2 separate regions of the Homo sapiens genome follow, and region 1 is linked to region 2. A link is an interaction called in ENCODE POLR2A ChIA-PET data of the cell type or tissue named here. Cell type or tissue: Panc1. All regions are shown on one strand. Links, peaks and the distances in the headings refer to the core of each region. The heading gives the core; the rest is flanking DNA.

Region 1 (8,117 bases), core at 1,717-6,716, 200 kb before region 2:
GCAGTGGAGTGGGGGGTGTCTGAGACAGTACTACTGTGGTAGAGGCAGAATGCTCAAGTATTTCCTGGACCTCTTAAAAGTTAGTTTGGGGGGTTTGTCCCTAGTTCTGACCAAGAGCTAGGAACAGAATCAAGTTCTATACTCTCTTCCCTGGCAGGCACATGTCCTAGGACAGAGGAGTCTCCCTCAATCCAGGTTCCTAAGTAACTCTGGGCAACACTGTTCTCCCCCTCCTTGTACTGGGAATACTGTGTTAAATCACTGAGATTTGGAGTCTATTTGTTAACAGAGTACATGCTTTTTATCGAAGCTATCCTAATTTTTGCAATGAAAAGTATGAATATTCACAATAAGTAGAATAAAGAAAGACCATAAATTGCCCTGTGTCTATTCAGGACAGGTCTGGTTGCCAAATGAGTCTGCTACAAATTAAAAAATAATAAATAGAAACTAAAAACTAAAAATACCCCTTTAGTTTGTAGTACTGTTTGGATCTCAGAACTGCAGATAACAGATTATGGACCTGCAAAAATCAACGTACACACATACACATACCTCACACACTCTTGAGGTTTTTTCCCACTGTAATCTCAAACTCAATCTAGCCATATGTGTCTATATCAACTACTCTCCTAAACTAGTCTCCCTTCTCAACTATTACTTTCTTTTCAGAGATGGGGTCTCGCTATGTTGCCCAGGCTGGAGTGCAGTAGCTATTCACAGGCACAATCACTGTGCGCTACAGATTTGAGCTCCTGGGTTCAAGTGATCCTCCTGCCTCAGCCTCCCAAGCAGCTTGGACTACAGGCGCATGTCACCATGCCTGGCTCAGTGTCACTATTTCTAACATTGGTACTGCTGTGCTCCCAGCTACACAGTTACATCTCTGAGTAATGCTTGATTCTTTCCTTCCTTTTCCTCCTCACAGCCAGGGAGCAAATTTCAATTCTCCTCTCAAAGACCTCCGGTATAAGACTCTGCTTCCCATTCTCCCTGACATCACCTTCAGTGAGACCCTTTCCCCTTGATCCCAGAGTCAATAAGATATAAAGCATTATATCTTTATACATTTATAAATGTATAAAGCTGAAAATAAGATATAAAGCAACACACAAGCCTGGCATTATATTTTGTAAGAAGGTTGCTTTATAATCATCTCTTCCACTGATCTCCTACAACTTTCCAGAGTCATGCTTAAAAATAAAATTTTAATTTTTGTTGTATTTTTTTTTCCTTTCATTCACTTACTCTCTTTGGCAAAATAAGGACTGCAATTCCAGAAATGTGGGGAGGCATCAAAGGTATGTAGCAAATGCAGGGAGAGAAATCAGTACAGAATCAGAGTGAGGATACATTTCAGCTCCCCATTTCCAACCCACTCTGCGTTCCTCTACAGTTCCAACCATCTCAATCACCTTTTTCACCATGTTCCTTCTTTGTTCATAAGGTAATCAGTGATACCCATTATCTATGGAATAAAGTCTAAATTCTCTGCTATCACTCAAAGCCCTCTGGGATTTAGGCTCATTCAGTTTACCTGATCATCTCACACTGTTTGTTCCCCACAGGGACCCCCCTTTAAAGCCAGATCAAAGCTCACCTTGTTTCCTGATACAAGCCATGTTTGCTTCTTCCCCTAGGCCTTTAATCATTCTGTTTCCTGACCTGGAGTGCCACCCTTCCTCCGTTCTACCTAACTGTTTATACTTCCTTCACAGCCTAGTTCAAGTGCCCTTCCACCTGAAATGACTCCATAGCTCCTCTGGCCCAGGCTCATCTTTCATTTTCCTGGCCTTCTATAGCACTTACTCTCTGTACCACACAGTGAGGCATAGTCATATCATACTTTCTTTTTTTCATGTAGTCCTCACTTCCCAGTAAGACTGCATGATTCCTGGGGTACAGGGAATATGACATACCTTTCTTTTTTCTTTTTTTTCTGAGATGGAGTCTTGCTCTGTCGCCCAGGCTGGAGTGCAGTGATCTCGGCTCACTACAACCTCCGCCTCCCAAGTACAAGCGATTCTCCCACCTCAGCCTCCCAAGTAGCTGGGATTACAAGCACCTATCATCATGCCCAGCTAATTTTTGTATTTTTGTACAGACAGGGTTTCACCACGTTGGCCAGGCCAGGTGATCCGCCTGCCTCGGCCTCCCAAAGTGTTGGGGTTACAGGCATGAGCCACCACTCCTGACCGACATACATTTCTTTTGTGTGTCTGAGAAGCGTGACCATAGGCACATGTTAAACTGAATGGAGGTGTCAGCTACTGAGAAAAAAGTTCTAGTACAGAAATTCAGGTCTAAGCAGCTTCATGTCCCCTCCCCACCACAGGCAATCCGGTGAGAGCAGTAGTGACAGCCACGCTCAGGAGAGAGACAGTGCGGGCTGTCGGGTTGAGCTACAGATTCAGGGACTCAGCAGGAGCAACAGGAATAACTGACAATAACACTAAAGCAGAAATGACCTTCTCAAAGTCTGGACTCAACAGCTGAACATGTAGCCCAAAAAGCTTTCAAGAATCCAGAAAAATCAGGATTTATTAACCAAAGGTTTATGAACTAACTTGACCTGAAAAAGGCCTCAGTTACCCATCATTCTTCTTATCCTCGCTCTGATTCTGTACTGATTTCTCTCCCTGCATTTGCTACATACCTTTGATGCCTCCCCACATTTCTGGAATTGCAGTCCTTATTTTGCCAAAGAGAGTAAGTGAATGAAAGGAAAAAAAAATACAACAAAAATTAAAATTTTATTTTTAAGCATGACTCTGGAAAGTTGTAGGAGATCAGTGGAAGAGACGATTATAAAGCAATCTTCTTACAAAATATAATGCCAGGCTTGTGTGTTGTTTTATATCTTATTTTCAAACTGGCCAGCCCATCTTATCAACAACCCTTGAAAGAGAAGGGAGGTCCTGAAGAGCCAGGTCTTTCACACTGAAAGCAAAAGACAGTCTGCTCAATCACTGACCCTGCTGGGGGAACAGATCCTGGAATTCTCTTCCTCTAGAAATGATAGCCAAGGCCCTGCCCTGCTTGTGCCTATCATGAAGAAAGCAGCTTTTCTGTTCTGAAGCACCCACTCATGAACATCTGGAGGGTTAGATCCAGAGCCCAGACTCTGTTCAAGTATCTACCTACCATTTTGATAAGATTCAAGGGAAACAGGAATCCATGGAAATAAGGATTCCATTTCTTCCTCCACTGGGATTTTCAGAAATTAGGCTAGCTTCAGAAATTTGCAAAGATCATCAGATAAACAGTAATGATAATCCCATAAAGAGAGAAAAACCTTAATCCTTTCAGTTCCACAACACTATGGACAGTTGTAGTTAGAAGCTTTCCCCAAAGCTCACACCTGCAGTGCCAGAACATAAGAAGTGACATAACCACTGCAACTTCACATTTGTACATTTGTTTTACAATGTACAAAATATTTCACATTCTGTCTATGATCTTACAACAATCTTAAGAGGTAGACACAGTGAGTATTAAGTCTATATTTCAGATGGAAAAACTCACTTCAGAAAGGTTATATGACTTATACATGGTAAAATTACGGTGACTAGGAATCAGAAGGCTTGGATTTACTTCCTGCCTCTACTCAATACCTTTGTGTAAAAGCTGTGTAAACCTTATACACATGCTTATAGCATTGATGTTAACTGTTGTTGAAAGCACTCTATAAATTATAAAATCCTACATTAATAGATGAGTAACAACTCTATGACTCCTAGGCCAGTACTCTTTTTTTTTTTTTTTTTTTGGTTGGTCTCAGTTTTTAATAGTGGCAGGGCCTCACACACTTGCACACGTGCGCATGCACGCACACACACTCTAAGGCTTCAGACCTTGTTGAAAGCTGCAACATCGACACTCTACACACGCTCTCAAACTTGGTAATCTCCTCTTCCAGAAAGTTTGTCCCCACCTTGTCGTCCCCCACCACACACTGAATCTGCAGCTTCCGGATACCGTAGCCCATGGGCACCAGCTTGGAGGCCCCCCTAGACCAGCCCGTCCAGCTGGATGAAGCGCATACAGGCCTCCAATTGGGCTATATTGGTCTCATTGTCCCAAGGCTTGATGTCCAGCGGGATGGAGGACTTGACCACCAACGCAGTCTTCTTGGCCTTCTTCTCCACATACCACCTCAGCCACTTCTCCCACAGCCGGGCTGCCTCCTTGTCTTCCTCCTCATTGTCGCTGACAAACAGGTCAATGTCATTGTCCTTGTCACCCTCTGCTAGTGTGGCTGCCTTCTTGGCTGGGGGCTCCACTTGGCACATGGGAGACACATGCTGGATCTGCGTGGCTGTGTCCCTGTGGCCAGGCAAGCTCTTCTCCAGCATGTTCAGCCACAGGCCAGCACTCTTTTCACTATACTAAGTTGTCAGACCCACAGAGAACTAACACCCATTGATAACTCACTGTGAGTTAATGACTGCTAAAGGGACACTGCACATCATGGCCTGCAAAACTATCCATAGGACCCAGCCACACGTAGGATGTGCCACACATCTAAGAATATTCAGTCAGCTCTAACCACGCTGTAGGCTTCCAGAGACCCAATATACAAAAGGGAGAATACAGCAAATGCTCCTAGTGTACAGTATTCTCTGTACTCCTAGAATACAGAGAATACAGAATCTACCTCCTAGAAAATTGTTAATAGCTCACTGCCCATGTACTTCCATAGCTGCCTATTTGTTCTCAAATCCATTCTCTTTTTCAATTACTTACCAAGCTTGTTTACTTAGGGAAAAGGATGTCTCAAGTCTTGCTAAGCAGAGATATTAAATTAGATTTTTCAGTTCTTCCAGGCCTCGGCACCCAAACAATCCTGTTAATGAACCCACAGCTCCTCTGGCTTTCCTTGCTGGGCCAAGCTTGAGCTCCATGAAGCTGTGCCAGTCTCGACTCTGCCTTGTAGCCAGCACTGCCATTCTCATAGTGAAAGGCTGTTTGCCTCTGCCAGCCCCATTCCACCCTTGAATAAACAACCTTTCCAGCTAGCCAAAATGCTTAGCTTCTTTCAACTGGGACTCTGTAATTTGAATCTGTAATCCAATTAGACATTTCTTAACCAAATTTGGCAACTCTTCACCATTTAAATTAGGTTTTGATCTTTCATTCCTCTCTCTTCCTAAGCATGGACTTTCTGGCAGAAGAACTGGTAATGAAGAAAACTGTTTCATTCTATCTCAGGCCTAGGCTAACAAAAACTACAATAATAATAATAAATGTGTAACTCTGTGAATTATAAAATCCGATGTTAAATGATTATTAATATCACCAGGCTCCTTTCATTATACTAGGCTATAAATACCTCTCCCCAACATCTTCCCCGCACTACCTCTTACCCTATCTTTCCTAGAAATGCATTTGCTGAGACTTTGTCTTTTTCTGCTTTCAGAATTTTGCTGAAGAATATCCCTCTTGGTCAGAAGCAAAACATCTGCTACACTTCCCAGGACAGGCCATTCTATAACCTTGACTTCATTAAGAGGAAAAGCTATCTTAGCATTTTATTTCCCCTTTTGCCCATATTAACATAAAACTTTGAGCTTCAATTTCTAAACAGCTGTTCTAGTTCCACATCTTCACATTCTTCCTAAAACAGAAATCTTAGGTAGGATTCCCATTATTAGCTTATCACAATGTACAGAAACTCATGACGTGTGTAAGGAATGAACATACCAATGAATATCTACACATCTCCAAGCATATACATAATTTCTTGCCCAATAAATCAACAGTCCCTTACATAGTGCATAAAGTCATGCTGTCCAATACAATAGCCACTAGCCACATGTGGCTGTCTAAATTAATTAAAATGATATAAAATTTAAAATTTAGTTCCTTAGTTGCTCAACAGCCACATGTAGCTAGTGGCTACAAAACCACATTGGACAGCAGAGATATAAAACATTTCTGTCATCACAGAAGGTTTATTGGACAGCACTGATAGAGGCTGTTTATGAATAATACTGTTGTGAGAAATGGTGACTAGAAGCACTGAACACAGGTCACGGGTAACCAATGCTTTTTACAAATCCACTAAAACAACTTGTCTGGGAAGTGAATTCTGCTGTTGCAGCATGAGTAGCAGATTTAAAAGTACATTTTGGCTTTAACAGGTAATCTGGATCCTTACCAAAAATTTCTTTTTCTCACTGGCCCCTGCACATGAGCTTGTTGTTACTGTGGGGCTGTTCAGAAGGGCTGAGCTGCTGCTGTTGTGTTTTTTCTTTAAAAACAAAAAAACTGAGGTTAATAATTTGTATCCTTCGTGCAACATAAGTTTGACAACATTGAAGTAAATCATGGATCCAAAGATCTAGTACCTCTTGTTAAGATTACTTCCTAACAGTCAATCCTTTTTAGGCTTCTGCCTTCATAACCACTGACTTCACTCTACCAGCGCAGCAGCAGGCACAGCAAAAGATCAAGACTTCCCTCATCATGGCTTTTAGGCTCTAAGCAGAAGGAGTCCTAAAAAGGAATCCTCCTTCAAGGAACCATCAGTGACCATTCCGCCCCTCCTTTTCCCAGCCTCGTCCTTTTGGGCCTTCCAATTCAAGAAAGCTTCCCCTTTTCACCCACTAACTGATATTCATGCTAATAGTCCAGTCTGGAGAAAGATCAGCTAACTGGAGCAATGTTAGCAAGCACACACTACATAGGAAGACAGGAAGGAAAGTGAGGTCATTAGGCTCAAGCAAGGGGGAGGGGACTCACTTCTGGTAAAATGCTCCTTCGAAAAGTGGCTTTGAATACAAATGAGTTATAGCAAGGGAGAACTCACACAGTCAGACTGAATAACATATGAAAATAGTGTAAGAATGGGCCCTTATCTGTTTATACCTCCAGTACTATAAGGTAACAACAACAAAAGCAGCTTTTTAAACTAATCCTTCTGTTTTAACATGAAACAAAAGGACTCCTCTTCCCTTGGGGTCCCTAGGATTCCTAAAGGCAGGAAATACTCTGGAAGGCTCTATCTAGCAGACCACAGACAGGAAAAGTTTTAGGGCCTTATACTATCTCTAGGAACCAATTCTGAAGAATTGGTAAACAAGGTGCAAATGAGAAGAAAGGAGGTTAGCTGATAACAAACAGAACCAAAAGGGAGAATGTCATACACAAATTTTCATCAAACATGCCCAATATAGCTAGCTGACACAGCACTGGATACCCACTAGGTAGGAAAGCTCCCCATCATTCACTCCTCTCTGCAGAACAAAGTACCCAGGAAACAGGTAAGTGGCACTACAGGTGAGAAGAAGATTGTCAATGACACACAAGTTTAAATGTTAAGGAAAATAGGCAATGTTTTCCTAAAGAAGCATACAACTCTCAATAAAACAGGCACTATCAATAAGGTTAATAAGGTAAAATAACTGTAAACAGTAATAACAAAATCACTCATTATTGCCTTCAGAATATACTAGGTGACATTTTAATTAATAAATTTACCTTCTTAATTATATTTTACATAAGCTAATACCAAATTAATTAGTTTTTCCTGACTATATACTGTAAGGTAGCTAAAAACCTTCTGACTTAGGGATCATGAATCTGAATTAAATATTTGCCAAATATCAGTAAAGGGGAAAAACGAATATGAATACTGTCCCCATAACAGATGAAATGCTTACACAAGGCTTTAAGACTCCAAATCATAGATCCATAACTGCATGGCATATATAACTTTTTTTTTTTTTTTGAGACAGAGTTTCACTCTGTCTTGCCCAGGCTGGAGTGCAGTGGTGCTATCTCGGCTCACTGCAGCCTTTGCCTTCCAGGTTCAAGCGATTCTCCTGTCTCAGCTTCCTGAGTAGCTGGGACTACAGGCATGGACCACCACACCTGGCTAATTTTGTGTTTTTTAGTAGGGACAGGGTTTCACCATGTTGGCCAGGCTGGTCTCAAACTACTGACTTCAGGTGATCCGCCTGCCTCGGCCTCCCAATATCACTTACCATTTAACCATACCTGGTTGGTATGTATTACTTCCCATTTAACAGACTGTGAAAGGAAGGGGTCAAAAGCATTCAACCCTGGTAATGTAGTCTCCTTGGCTTTTCGTATATTTCCCATTTGAAAACCCC
Region 2 (8,117 bases), core at 1,128-6,127:
TGCCTCAGCATGGAGGGCGGGGCCGCGGCAGCCACCCCCACAGCACTGCCTTACTACGTGGCCTTCTCCCAGCTGCTGGGCCTGACCTTGGTGGCCATGACCGGCGCGTGGCTCGGGCTGTACCGAGGCGGCATTGCCTGGGAGAGCGACCTGCAGTTCAACGCGCACCCCCTCTGCATGGTCATAGGCCTGATCTTCCTGCAGGGAAATGGTGAGTCCCATGGGCCGCTCCTCTTTTCCCGGGCTTGTGGGGGTCCCTGAGAGGCAGTTTGCAGGGGTCTTGTCACCCCTGCGGTCTCTTCTGGTTGGACAAATCTAAGATTCTAGAAAAGACAGAGACAGAAGCTGGTTCAGAGCCTGGGGAGATGGAATCCAAACCCAGGCTCTGAGGTTGGTGAGTGGCAGCTCCTCTCCAGCCTGGTCCAGCATTTTCACCTCGTTTCCACACACAGCATCCAAGGCGGGCACTTCTTGCAGCAGAGGGAAAGGAATGAGGCTCCGAGCCAGGCCCTGCTGCAGGGGTGGTTTGAATTGAGGGAAAAAAAGTAATCATATGTGAGAGTTTGTATGCGTGCGTGCGTGCGCGCGCATGTGTGTTGTTGGTCTTGGACTTGGCAGAGCTAGAGCGCCTCCCCCTGGGGCAGGAGCAAGGCAGTGCTTGGCCTCCACCTGCCTCCAGGCCAGGGATCCAGGAAGCGGGATCTGCATCCGGTTGACCCGCTCTTCCTAGAGGTGGTCCTGGTGACAGCCATTCCTGAGCAGCAGAAAGCTAAGAGGCATTCCTCACGTGACCTGGCCTTGCCCACCTCTTCTGGACGCGGGAGATCAGGCTGGGATCACAAGGTTCTGCTTGGGAGCCAGGCGCCTGCTTGCTAGGAGTAGGACCATCTGCCCAGGCTTAGGTGGGGGCCTGTGTGAGGAGCCACGTGGCTAACAGGTGAACTCAGAGGCTGCTTGTTGCCTCAGTGTGACCAACAGTGGACCTCAAACACAGCCTGGAATTTGCAGGACACCTGACAAGAAGGTGGGTGGAGGGGGGCGTCTGCTGGGCCGGGCAGCTCCTTTAGGTGGGGACGAGGGCAGAGGCGCTGCCTTCACTGCCTGTCCTGGTGGTGGGGACTGTGGTGCAGCCTCCGGCCCTGCCCTCTTTGTGCACAGCTGGGGGAGGTTGGAGGGTGGGGGAGGGGTGTTAAGGTGCACACAGCCCTAGGTGCCCTCAGAGAAGGCCAGGAGCTGCCCAGGGTCCCCAGGGAACCTGGCTTTCTCCTCCGGTTCCTGCAGCTAGGCTCCTGTTACAAGCCGTCAGCTCACATCACCTCTCCACCAAGGTGCCTCCTTGCTGCTGGGGCAGGAGGCCTCACGCACAGGCGGATGCACTCACGTTCCCTCTCTCACCTCCCACAGCCCTGCTGGTTTACCGTGTCTTCAGGAACGAAGCTAAACGCACCACCAAGGTCCTGCACGGGCTGCTGCACATCTTTGCGCTCGTCATCGCCCTGGTTGGTGAGTTCCCGGGCGCGGCCTTCCCCGCCACCTGCCTGCCTCTTCAGGTATGGCAAACAGCCGCTTCACCTGCTCTGTTCCCTCCCCAGAGCTGTGATGGGCCCGCCCCCACCCCAAACATCCCCTGCAGGGCCACTAGGTGCTGGCAGCCCTCGAGCTGGGACTAAAGCCCAGAAGTCCCGCTAGCTGGTTCCCCTGGGTCATCTTACACCTTCCTTTTCCACATCCAACCCTGTCCTCATATGACCTGTCTCTGGCCCAGGCTTGGTGGCGGTGTTCGACTACCACAGGAAGAAGGGCTACGCTGACCTGTACAGCCTACACAGCTGGTGCGGGATCCTTGTCTTTGTCCTGTACTTTGTGCAGGTGAGTCCTTCCAACACCCCGGGCCTGGGGCCACCTACCAGGGAGGTGGGAGGAGGAGGGGAGCTGGGCTGAAATGTACCTCATGGAAGGGCCTGATTTCTGGGGTGTGTGCAGGTGAGAGAGCTGCCTTCCCAGGCCTGTGCGGGTGCAAAGCTAGGATTGGCGGCCAAGGGTGCCCAGCTCCCAGGCGCCCCATGGCTGACTCAGCACTTTTGGCCACAAGCCCAGCTTTCTGAGTGTGCCAAGGCCTCAAGCGTTGGGGGACCGGTCCCTTGTCCCTAAGCGCTTAGTGCTCCTCCCACCACTGTGCTGAGGAGGAAGGAAACCAGGCAGGGCTGAGGGGCTCACAGTCGCCACGTGGGCACGTGGGTGTGGGCCTGGCCGACCTCGGCTGCTGGGGTGTCCGGCCGCCCTGTCCCGGAACCGTCTCCTTTCAAATCCTAGTGGCTGGTGGGCTTCAGCTTCTTCCTGTTCCCCGGAGCTTCATTCTCCCTGCGGAGCCGCTACCGCCCACAGCACATCTTCTTTGGTGCTACCATCTTCCTCCTTTCCGTGGGCACCGCCCTGCTGGGCCTGAAGGAGGCACTGCTGTTCAACCTCGGGTGAGTGTCCTGGGTGGGAGAGGGCAGGGCCTGGGCCACCCTTGCACAGACCTCACCCTGCCTTCAGCTTCCCCAGCTGTGGCTTCCTGAGCCGCCTCTCGTGGCGTCACAACTGGTGGCTGTAGTTATGCTTGCTAAGATTTGGGTGCTTGGGGCTTGGCTTTGGTTAGCTTTCTTGATTTTACCCTTTCAAAGAAACTTCTGGGCTATGGGCACCCTATTTATTCCCACCACGCAGCAGGATCTGCAGGACAACTGCTTAGAGCTAGAATATTGATCTAGGTTTTTACATTGCCCATCTCTTTTTGTCTGTGAGCCATAGCTGGAGATTGCTGGTTGGGGGCGGGGGGATGGTTGTTCTCTTCAGGCAGGGCAGGGAGGCAGGGGCTGGTGCTGGAATCCCCATGGCATCTTTAAGGCCCAGGATACAAAGGGCATTTGGCCTAATTGTGACCCCTTGGGCAGCTTCTCCCTTCCTCTCACCCCTGCAGGGGCAAGTATAGCGCATTTGAGCCCGAGGGTGTCCTGGCCAACGTGCTGGGCCTGCTGCTGGCCTGCTTCGGTGGGGCGGTGCTCTACATCTTGACCCGGGCCGACTGGAAGCGGCCTTCCCAGGCGGAAGAGCAGGCCCTCTCCATGGACTTCAAGACGCTGACGGAGGGAGATAGCCCCGGCTCCCAGTGATGCGCCCGGCCGGCCCTGGGGGTTCGCGGGGTGTCTTCTTGCCTGCCCCTGCTGAGGCGTCTTCAGGACTGCAGGCTCCGGAGAGTGGCTCTGGCAGCAGGCGGGCGCGTGGGTGCAGCTGCATCTGTTTGAGTGCTGCTTTCTGGGGTCAGGTCTCCGCCTCCTCTGCTTCTCCTTTCTCCGCTGCTATAGACCAGTTCATTGTGTGTGGCTCCCGTGTCTCTGTTGCCCCCTTCAGTGCAGAAGGCTTTGGGTAGGACTTCGGGTGTTCGGTCCTGGTCGCAGAGCACAGATCTTTAAAGAAGCGAGAGAGGAGGCCCCACCCTCCTGGCAGCAGATGCCTGGGGCAAGGCCAGGGGAAACTGGGGGGGCCTCAGGGACAGGCCTGGAAAGGCCACGATGGCTGCTGAATTCAAACAAGGAGTCCCTCCAGCCTGAATAACACGTGGCACAAATGGGCCCGGCCTTTGGCAGAGGAGCAAGTGATATGATGTGTAAAGTATGTTGGTGGTGAAAGCAAGGTTCCCCAGGAGAGGGGAGGGACTGGCCCCTGGGAAGCTCTGAGATGAGGCTGTGGCCCAGCTGTAGTCCTGACCTTCCTCTTCTTTAACCCTTTAGCCCTAGGATGGCTTTGGTGGGAGAGGGGATAGAAGCCCATGACTTCAGACAGACTTTCTCTTGGCAGATGCAGGCGGGCCTCCTCCCAGGCTGCTCCAGACATGGGGGTTGGGGATGGGGGGCACCTTGCAGCCCCTTCCTGCTGGGGCTCCCTCCTTGTAGCACCCCCCTTGCGGCTCAGCTCTGGTTTCCTCTCCCAGGCTCACCCAGGCTCTGCTCAGGCTGGGAGGCAGAGGGCACAAACCTTATAATTTTTTAAATGAAAAACCGCTGCTGCTGGCTGTGGCTAGAGCCCCCTGGGGCTGCTGGAGCTGCTGCCTCTGTTCTGGAGGACGAGCCTTCTCCTTATCTGCTGCCCATCTTTCCAGGAAGTCAGGATGGAGTCAGAACAACTACAGTCATCCCCCGTGGTGTCTGCACATCACTCCAGCCCCATAAAGAGTGTCATGTTAGCTGAGTCACCATTTGGCTTCGGCCTGGAAATAGTGTGATTAGAACACTGATCGTGTGCGAGGCCAGGAGATCAAGACCATCCTGACTAACAAACACAGTGAAACCCCGTCTCTACTAAAAATACAAAAAAATTAGCCAGGCGTGGTGGTGGGCGCCTGTAGTCCCAGCTACTTGGGAGGCTGAGGCAGGAGAATGGTGTGAACCCGGGAGATGGCGCTTGCAGTGAGCTGAGATTGCACTCCAGCCTGGGCGACAGGCTCAAAAAAGAAAAAAAAAAGAACACCGATCATGTGCTTCTTGGATCTGGTGACTGTTCTCTCCCTGTTTTCCTTTCTTTTTGGGTGTTTGAGGAGCATGGCTTAGCTTGAGACACACACAGACACTGTGTACTTCAGTGAAGGGCTTAATATACAGTTTCCAAACCTGACGACTCTTCTTCTTGTAATGGCTGCCCTTTTCCTACCTGAGGCCGTCTTAGAGAAAGGGGCCAGTCTCCTCTAATGCTCAGATTTCCCATAGTTGGCTTTTGCTGTGTCTCCTGCCTCAGGCAGTGTCATTTCTGGGAGCAGGTGGTTGTAGTCCAGGCCCCTCCCCAGCAGGGTCTGCCCAGGCTCCTTCGAGCCCCTTTCCCCGCCTCCTCTCAGCCTGTCCGGATGACAGTGTTCGCCTCCTGTTTAGACTGTACACTCTTCAGGGGTAGGGGTGCCGTCAGTTCTTCAATCAGCTGGCACACACTTGTATAGTGAAATGTTTACATGTGGGAAAACTCCGCCTTAGACAAACTACCAAAGTACAATCGTGTCTCTCTCTAGCCGGAATGCTACAGAGAGAAATGGAACCTTAGATTTGCAACAAAAGTCTGTAAACTGGTCTGTTTGCCAAAGTGAACACTGGATGACTAAGGAGCTGAAGAAGGCCCCCAGAAGCGGATTTGTGGTGGGTTATTTTATTTTGCCTGTGGCCAATCTTCTGTGAAATACAATGTGCTGTTGGTGCAACAGATGATTCAATAAATGTCTACAGCAGACCTCTCGCCTGTTATCTTCCTTTACTGTGGTAATAAAAGGAGCCGGAGCTTTTAGCAGCCAGACACATGACGTTAGCTCTAGGCCTGAGAGAAATTGAATATCCGCAGGCTGGGCACAGAAGGTAAAGCGATTAGTGATATTGATCATGGCCTAGGGGCTGAAAAGGCCCAGCGGTTGTCCAGTCTCGACCCAGCAGAGGCAGTGTTGTTTCCACATGGTTAGATAAGCCCTTTCCTCTCAGCCTGAGAGGGTGGCCTGGATGGTGGAGCTGCAAGAGCCTGATAAGAGCCTTGGCAAGGAAGGTCCCCCAGTGTTTAATGGACCCCTTTCCCTTTGAAATCAGTCTTTTTGATCCTTAAGAAGAGGAGCAAAGCTTTTGGAACGAGCTGAGATTCCACTTTAGATCCACGTACGTGGCTCAGGCAGAAGGTGAGTTTTTGGCAAATTTGGGTGGGATCGTACTGTGCGCTTTGTGCCTTGTCACTTAAAGCAGTGGCCGCCAACCTTTTTGGCAGCAGGAACAGGTTTTGTGGAAGACAATTTTTCCACAGACCAGGGCTGGGGGTGGGGGATAGTTTTGGGATGATTCAAGCACGTTACATTTATTATGCATTTTTATATTATTACATTGTAACATATAATGAAATAATTATACAACTTACCATAATGTAGAATCAATGGGAGCCCTGAGCTTGTTTTCCTGAAACTAGACAGTCTCATCTGGGGGTGATGGGAGACAGTGACAGATCATTCGATTCTCCTAAGGAGCATGCAACCTAGATCCCTCGCATGCGTAGTTCATAATTAATAGGGTCTGCACTCCTATGAGAATCTAATGCTGCAGCTGATCTGACAGGAGGCGGAGCTCAGGTGGTCATGCTCACCCGCTGCTGCTCACCTCCTACTGTGCAGCCAGGTTCTAACAGCCACAGACCCATACTGGTCTGTGGCCCTGGGGCTGGGGACCTCTGACTTACTTAAAGCAATTTAAAAACTCACCAGAGCTCACTATTTAAAGGGACCCAACAGCAAATCCTCTAATAAGGTAACAGGAGTCCCTGCTTCCCCGCGTTGGTCTCAACTTTGTCTTCTGCATTGTAGCTGGTCTCTAACGTGTAGGAGCCAGAACGGAGAGGTCTTTCCTTAGGGCACCTGTAGAGTCCCTCCTGAATCAAGGCTTCCATGTGGACCTTTATTTTTATTTTATTTTTTTGAGACGGAGTTTCGCTCTTGTTGCCCAGGCTGGAGTGCAATGGCGCAATCTCAGCTCACTGCAACCTCCGCCTCCTGGGTTCAAGCGATTCTCCTGCCTCAGCCTCCTGAGTAGCTGGGATTACAGGCATGCGCCACCACACTCAGCTAATTTTGTATTTTTAGTAGAGATGATGGGGTTTCTCCATGTTGGTCAGGCTGGTCTTGAACTCCCTACCTCAGGTGATCCACCCGCCTTGGCCTCCCAAAGTGCTGGGATTACAGGTGTGAGCCACCACGCCCAGCTGAGTGTGGACCTTTATTTACTGAAAAGCATTCAAAGCACAAGGCTTGATACATGTCACAAACTGGTTCCTCAGTCAGCATCTCATTTCTGTTTTTTTTTTTTTTTTTTTTTTTTTTGCACCAGCCTCTGAATCTTATGGGTCTCTGTGAATATTGAAGTGATCCCAGTCACCAAGGGATGATGCCTCCCTCTCCAGCCAGCCACTTCACCTCTTCCTCTACGAATCTCTGGCTGGATAATAGCAGGGACCTCATTTTCTTACTGGGGTCCCAAAGCGACTCCTCTTGACTGTGGCATAGAGTTATTTCTCCAAACAAGCACGCGGCATTTCCCAAGCCATCCTCCTGGACCCAGCGCCTGCACTCCGTGGGGCGCCATTCGGGTTGCTTGCTCTTTTCAGACCATCCCTTCTGAGAGAGGAGGCAGCGTGGTGGAGGGAAGAGCTGTCAGTGTGGCTGATTCAGAGGCCTACCTGTGCCTCTGTGACCCTGAGCAACTTCAGCTCTCAGGATCTGCTTCTGCATTTGTTTTGGAGACAGCAGTGTCGTCTGTCGAGGTGTGAGGAATACATTAGGGAACACATGTGAAGTCCCTATCACAGTGTCTGGGACACAATGGACCTCCCAAGAGGATGGCCTGTTAGAATGGACTCTGAGCACCTTCTCTTCTATGTGGGCCCTCTCTTCATCACAGGGCCTTCCAGACATGATACCTGTTATCAGTGCCCCATCTTATTCCTGAGAATGGAATAACTCAGCTGCCAAGACTCCAAGCTCCTCCAACTTGTTTTTAAAGCTGAAAGAGGGTGACTCCATTCCCCGCTGGTTCGCCTACCCATTCCCAGCCGACCGCAGGGGAGTTTGGCCACCATGTGCACGTGCGTACTGTGTCTGCCTGCAGTTACCAAAAGGTACCCATGAGCAGATATCCAGGGGAAGAAAGTCTGACTTACTTAGTGCTTCGGAGGATCTACACAGACTTCTGCTGAGTTTGCTGTTTGCTTCTACTCTGAGTAGCTTTTTATTAAGGTTGAGGGTAAATTCTTTTTAAGAAGTATTAATATTTTAAATGAATCACTCCTTTTCCTTTCCTCCAATGTCCCAGGACTTCTTAAAAAGCTGGGGGTTTGGCCAGGTGTGGTGGCTCATGCCTGTAATCCCAGCACTTTGAGAGGCCAAGGCGGGAGGACAGCTTGAGGCCAGGAGTTCAAGACCAGCCTGGGCAACATAACAAGACTCCATCTCTGCAAAACAAAACAAAAGTTAGCAGGGCGTGGTGGCATGCACTGTGGTCCCAGGTACTTGGGAGGCTGAGGTGGGTGGGTCACTTGAGCTCAGGAGGTTGAGGCTGCAGTGAGCTATGATC

Evidence for each region. Peaks named below come from ENCODE experiments on the same cell type or tissue, not always from the same donor. Only the 100,000 strongest peaks of a DNase experiment are listed, where the experiment ranks them.
Region 1: POLR2A ChIA-PET joins it to region 2 with 5 read pairs; 20 of 35 experiments call an interaction of 5 or more read pairs at or near these places.

What each region holds. Positions count from the first base shown.
Region 1 is chr17:63,632,845-63,640,961 of GRCh38, reverse strand. All of the region lies in intron 2 of MAP3K3 (mitogen-activated protein kinase kinase kinase 3), which reads right to left. It also overlaps the pseudogene EEF1DP7. Among named protein-coding and RNA genes, the nearest start is that of MAP3K3, 14 kb to the right of the region's middle. In Panc1, for the core only: no CTCF peak of the experiment used is centred there; no DNase peak of the experiment used is centred there.
Region 2 is chr17:63,429,440-63,437,556 of GRCh38, reverse strand. CYB561 (cytochrome b561) reads left to right here. Exons shown (of 6, transcript NM_001915.4): 2 at 1-211; 3 at 1,405-1,503; 4 at 1,766-1,869; 5 at 2,314-2,471; 6 at 2,963-5,253. The coding sequence starts at 10. The coding sequence ends at 3,155. Among named protein-coding and RNA genes, the nearest start is that of CYB561, 13 kb to the left of the region's middle. RefSeq lists enhancers at 1-84, 495-789, 85-999 and a silencer at 2,309-2,476. In Panc1, for the core only: a CTCF peak has its summit at 2,471 (motif pointing right); a DNase peak (open chromatin) is centred at 4,166; H3K27ac peaks cover 4,308 bases.